Regions from separate parts of the Mus musculus genome. Here region 1 is linked to region 2. A link is a loop called in an ENCODE intact Hi-C map of the cell type or tissue named here. Cell type or tissue: heart. All regions are shown on one strand. Each heading gives the region's core, and the rest is flanking DNA. Links, peaks and the distances in the headings are about the cores only. Region 1 has its middle 4.3 kb from the start of Asic4. Region 2 overlaps Slc4a3 (solute carrier family 4 (anion exchanger), member 3).

What was found. Hi-C counts contacts between places; a loop is a spot of excess contacts. Peaks named below come from ENCODE experiments on the same cell type or tissue, not always from the same donor. Only the 100,000 strongest peaks of a DNase experiment are listed, where the experiment ranks them.
Region 1: a loop joins it to region 2, with 7 times the contacts of the local background. A loop is called at or near these places in 1 of 42 quality-filtered maps.

What each region holds. Positions count from the first base shown.
Region 1 is chr1:75,444,776-75,447,677 of GRCm38, forward strand. No RefSeq gene overlaps it. Among named protein-coding and RNA genes, the nearest start is that of Asic4, 4.3 kb to the right of the region's middle. In heart, for the core only: a CTCF peak has its summit at 1,129; a DNase peak (open chromatin) is centred at 1,126; H3K4me3 peaks cover 2,474 bases; H3K27ac peaks cover 2,500 bases; H3K27me3 peaks cover 1,552 bases.
Region 2 is chr1:75,558,513-75,561,409 of GRCm38, forward strand. It overlaps Slc4a3 (solute carrier family 4 (anion exchanger), member 3), which reads left to right. Exons shown (of 23, transcript NM_001357150.1): 23 at 301-571. The coding sequence ends at 378. Among named protein-coding and RNA genes, the nearest start is that of Slc4a3, 13 kb to the left of the region's middle. In heart, for the core only: a CTCF peak has its summit at 1,197 (motif pointing left); DNase peaks (open chromatin) are centred at 459 and 1,199; H3K4me3 peaks cover 732 bases; H3K27ac peaks cover 1,425 bases.

The sequences.
Region 1 (2,902 bases), core at 157-2,656, 110 kb before region 2:
CCCCCTTATCTGCTACTCTGGGGATGTGCACCCAACCTTCATTAGCCTCATGGAGATATAGGTGTAGGAGGGTACTGGTTCAGGGGTGGGTTTGAGAAGGGAGAAGCCAGAAGGAACTGGGGTGGAAGTGGGGTGGCAGTGAGCAGGGGGAGGGATGCGGGGGAGGGGTGTGCTCCCAGCCATTAGTGCTTTTTTTTTCCTCCCAGTTTCCATAAAAAGATTATTCTGTAAAATCAGCGAAGGGGAGCGAGCTGGGGGCCGGGGAGGGGGGGTTGGGTCCCTGGCATCAAGCTGGATGGGGTGACAGGGGAGGAGAGCTGAGGACAGGGACTGAGTATGGAGAAAAATTTGGATGGGCTTCAGGAGCAATCGAGATAGAGAGCCAAGAATGCTGGCTAGTGTTGGGGAGGGACTGGTCAGAGTGGGGTTGTGTGGGGGGAGCAGTGCCCTCTCTCACTCATGTCCTGCTGGGGTTGCCCAGGTCCCAATCCTACCTCCATCTTAGTCCCTCCCCCTGGCATTTAGCAGCCATTATGGGGGAGCAGATTGCAGCCTCCTCCCCCTCTCTGGGAAGCAGGCACAGCTGGGGCCCGCCACATCTGCCGCATCAGCACGGAACACAGCTGGGTGTGCCCAGAGCCATGCTCCCCAAAACACAAAGGGGGTGGGAACCAAGGAGAGCCCAGACCCCTGAGATAGACACACTGACACCTCTGCCAACAGACACTCCTCAAAGGGAAGCAACACCCACCAACACACGCTCCCTGTGTGCAGAGACTGAGAACTGGCAAACACGCAATTACCCAGCCCCGCCTGCCACCTCCGCTCCCCTCCCGCACCCCCCTCTTCTTTCCTCTCTTCCCACTAAGGCTGCCTTCTGTCACCAAGCCATCTCTGAACTGTCCTAGGCTAGATTTAGGGGAGCAAGGGGTTTCATTGGCACCAAGAACACCTTCTGGTAGGTCAAGGGATGGTAAGGGACGCCTTGGGAGCCCACCCTGGGTAGCAACTTACTCTTTTCCAAGACTGTACCCCTCCCCATAAGGAGGCCTACCCCTAGTCAGGTGGGGTGTCTACCCCAGTGGACTGAGCATCAGTGACCTATTCCTTTGACGCGCCTGTGTTCCACTGACCGCCGCGAGGAGGCGCTGTGTGCCCTCGGTATCTCCAGATCCGTTCTGAGCGGCTCCTGGGGCCAGCCTCTGCCAACCCTATTATTCGGCAGTCCTCTATCCTCCCCAGTTCATCGCTTGGCTTAGTTTTGCCACCCCAGGCATGTGTGGGGTGTAGACAGAAAAGTCCTCCTTCCCAGAACGAATGATCAAGAGTTTTCTTCTTTCTCCTCTCCTAGTTAATAGCCCCTGATTAAACCTGCCTCCTCAAAGCTCTCCTTTCTCTGCTCGTCTCTGCGGCCGGGTGTCTTGCCCTCAACCCTCTCCTCCCTGCCCCCTCCCATCATCCCACTCGGCAACAACCCCCCACCCCCCCATGCCCCTCGGAGCTTTAATCCCTCCTGCTGCCGTGCTGCCTTATCTGCTCCCAGCAGCTTTCGCTGCTGCAAAGCCCTCTCCCCCTCCTTCTCGGGATCTTCTCTCCCTCCTTCCTGCTCTCTCTGCTCTCTGACCAGCGCCACCTCCTGCCTAGCCTCTCTGTCACTCAGACCCCCATCTCAGGGCTCCCTGTCTGACACCAGGGATGAGTGCCTAGAGGCCCTTTGCCCTCTCTCTGGCATCTGCTTAGGGTCTGTGGGGTGCCTACCTACTCCCACCCTCCCTCTTCTACCTCAGCCCTCTCCACTGACCCCTCAAACTTGTCTGTTTCTAGCCAGTCAGGATGTATCTTTCTTCCTGTCCTCCCTTTCCACATCCCCTCCCTAGTTCCTCCAGGATTTCCCTAAGCTTGAATCCCACCCTCTTCATTCTTGGTGACCAATGACCTCCGCTTGAGAATACCCAAATAGGAATAGATGCCTGACAGAGGAGTGGATGCTTCCCTGGGATAGCCCCGGGAGGGCCCTGTCGGGGTGCAGAGAGTACCGGTGACAGTGGGGGCAGGGCCTGGCGGTGGGATGCTAACCCTCTTCAGTTGCCTCAGATCACGTCCGGTCCTTCCCATCCCCCCTTGGCCGGGACTCTCATTAACCGCTTCTCCTGCCTCGTCCGTGGCATAAATAACCCAGATAAATCAGCCGCCGTCCGCCCCCCGCCCCTCGGCCCCCGCACAGCCCGTTTGTCACTGCTGCTCGCTCGCCAGCCAGGCCTGGCCAGGCCAGGCACACCCCTCCATCCCTGTCCCTTCCTGCTCACGTCTGCCCCACGCTAGCTTCCCACCCCCTGGTCAGCACCAGGTCCAGAATTCTGAGCTGGGGTGGGTCAAGGAAGTGGCCCTTGGGATCTGGAGACTGGGGACTGGATCTATAGAATGCTCCTTAGGAGTTCAAAGGTTGTATAGTTTATGAAGATAGCCAGCCAGCCAGGGGAGTCAGGAGCCCCCACAGGACAGGAAAGAACAGAAAAGGCTTCCTTTGTGGGGAGTGGGGGGAGTCCCTGGGCTGTGAAGAGGCTCCCTGGGAAACCTCTCAGGTTCTGCCCAGGGAGTCTCGGGTCTCCCTTTGGAGTCATTTTGCTCAAGTAAAACTTCCAAGCATCCTCCCAATACCTCTGACTAACCCATCCTGCCCACCCTGTTGACTCCACCCCTTTCCCAGTTTGCCTAGCCCAATGTACTCTGACCTTTACCTCTCTCAATAACCTTCTCTTTCCCAGTTTCCGGAAGCCTAACTCAAATCCCAGGGTGGGGAGAACTGGGCTATGAACAAATCTGGGAAATGGGGATAACTGGAGGGCAGAGCAGTCTGAGTGGGGGCTCACATTCTGCCTGAATGGTAGCCCCTCCCCACACT
Region 2 (2,897 bases), core at 1-2,500:
GCAAGCACCTTTATCTGCTGAGTCACCTCACAGTCCGAATTTTGCAATTCTTTCAGCTCAGATATGGGGCACAGAGGCGCCAGGATCCCAGGATCCTAAGCATACGCATCCTGTGTCACTGTTGGTATTGTACTAGTCCATTTGGGCATTCTGGGTGATTTGGAAATGAAGGTTTGAGGCAGGGAAGTACTTCAAGCTGGGGTCCTGGAGAGAGAATAGGTGTTGAGAAGAGGATGTAAGGAACAGGAGAAACGTTTGTCTGTCCCCCTGCCTTTCCCAACCCCGTGCTCTCTTCTGCAGCTGGACTCTGAAGATGCGGAGCCGAACTTTGACGAGGATGGTCAGGACGAGTACAACGAGCTGCACATGCCTGTGTGACCTGCAGGATGGTGCCCCTCCGAGACCCCACCTTGGCGATTCACAGACCCTAGGAACCCAGCACCAGGGCCAGGCATTCCTCAGACCCAGGGATGTGCCTGGAGTCACTGCCCATGCCAGGCCAGTGGCCCCTTGACTTTCACAGCCCAGACGGCACCGGCTTTGAAGTCATTACAACACACTCCGTGTCTTGTGTCTGCCTCATTTTCTTGGTGCCGCTTGTGGCTTGTCAGGCCACATTTACCTACCTGAAGTGTTACCAGGGCCATCCAAACTGGAAGAGATTTGAAGCAGGGGACAGAGAGGGCTTGAGGGGAGGGGTAGATTCAAGACTACTGAAAATCCAAGCTGGGTTTTGCTGTTCCCTTCTTTAGCTCCCTTCAGTATAGCAGAAGAACAGAAAGTTCAAGGTCTACTGAGGGTCACATGCCCATTAATCTAGCCCTGGAGGGGATAAGGAGGCACTGCTTCCCTTTAGCCACCAGGGAAATCAGGGTGACTTCAGTCCTGTGGGGCTACAAAGCTGCACGGGAAATGCATCTGGGAAGCAGAGGTAGCGGCTCAGCCCCTTAGACGCCAGGATGGCGCGGGGTTGGGGGCCCGCTGGACCATTTTAGATCCTTCTGGCTTAAGTGGGAAGGGTTCTAGGATTCCTGAAGCCACTCCTTGTGCAACAGTCTGTTTTGCCAGAAATAACCTAGGAGGCCTTGAGGGGGGTGGAAACAGGACCCGTTGCGTCACAGTTGCTAGGTAACCAGCTGTCTGGAGCCTGCCGGCCGTGTGTAGCCCTCTGGTGGTGGTTTTTGCGCACTGTAGGCTCTGTCGGCAGAGCAAGGGGAAGGCTGCCACCTGGCGGATCCGATTTAATCCCAGGTTTCATTTAAGCGGGTTCCAAAGGATTCTGGGAGGTTCATGGAGGTCTGCGGCACCAAGCATCCAGGGTTAATGATGCCTTGGCATCACATAATCCTTTCCCTCTGGAGCTGGTTCTGCATTCCTATCTTTATCCGATTTGACCTCTCCTTTTCTGCCATGGTTCAGGCCTACAGCTGGCGCCTGGGGCAGGCAGGGGACACAGAGATGTTTGCTGTTTTCCTAAGTCAGAGCAGAACCGAGACAACAGTAACCGGGCTATCATCACGTTTTAAGCATTTCATCCCAGCTGCCCACCCATCTTTGCTCTCTGATGCTGTCATGCCTTTGACTGGCTCGTCTAGCCTATTTGAACACAAAAGACTTGGTAGATGGGCCATGCCAAGGTTGAATGTAAAATTACTCTGCCAGGGATCAAAACAAAGGTCAGATGTAAAGCCTAGATCACAGGCAGGCGTGGAGCAGGTCTCACAGAGGGTCCGACCTTATCACAGTTAGGCTTGGCCGACAGGCTTCTGGGAGAGCCTGGAATCCTTTCTGGGTATTGGCTGCTGGCTTGCTCTTCTGTTGTGGGGATTCCTTTACAACTCCATGAAGGAGCCTGCTTTTCCCAGGAGCCCTCTCCTGCAAGTGAGAAGAGGATCCACGTGGAGATCTTAGTCGGGGTTAGTAGCAGGTGATATCCAGTGAAGTGAGGAGACTCTCTGGCCTCAGAACAAAAGGTGAGAACAATATGAAAGTTGAGTCGGGTTGCCATAACAACCAATATGAAATGGATAACACGAGGATACTGGAGCTATAGGGGATGGGCTGAAGTTTAGGAGGAACCTCGCAGAAGATGCAATTCTGGGGTGGGGCCCTGGGCAGGGCTTTTTCCACAGCTCTAAATGTCACCAGGAAGGGTGCTGCTAGGGAGCGGAGTGGAGACTAGGATGATTCTGTAAGAGACAGGATGTCGAGACCATGACATACATCCAGGCTTGGGCCTGGGTGACTAGACTGAATGTCATTAGAGGACATTTGGAATTTATCCCAAAGTCCCATGTTTCAACTGACCATTCCTTGACTGAGCCTTTGGCGCCATATCCTCTCAAGGGCCTGGGACCTTTGAGAACATTAAAAAAAAAAAAAAAAAAAAAGCATAGCGGGACATCAGTAGAGAGGTGTTCTGTTCCTATGGCATAGCTTGAGGGGGAATGGGTATTATAAGGCAGGTGTTCTGGAGTATGCCCCCCCCAAAAAAAAACCAGCTGCCATGATCAGATGAGTTGTACCTGCTTGCAAGAAACCAACAGGAGAGGCCTGTGGGCCGTTGACCTTTCCTCAGAACAGCGTTTGGGCAAGGTCATTAGAGACTGTAACCTCTTCTCAAAGCCATCTGTGTGCAGTTCTGCCTTGATTGTGCTTAGTGTGTTCAGGGGGCCCAACCTCAAGGTATTGGGAGATGCTAGGTCTCTAGCAGGGAGAGTATGTCTGCTGGGAAAGGCTAACAGAAGGGTGCTTTGTTTATTTGCCTATGTATGGGAAAGCCATCCTCCATGCTGGGTTCCTTGCCAGCTTGTACCCTGTGACCAATAAACTCAGGCGGGTTCCCCAGAGTGAACTTTGTGGGATCCTACTTCAGTTTGTTGTTGGGACCTTGTAAG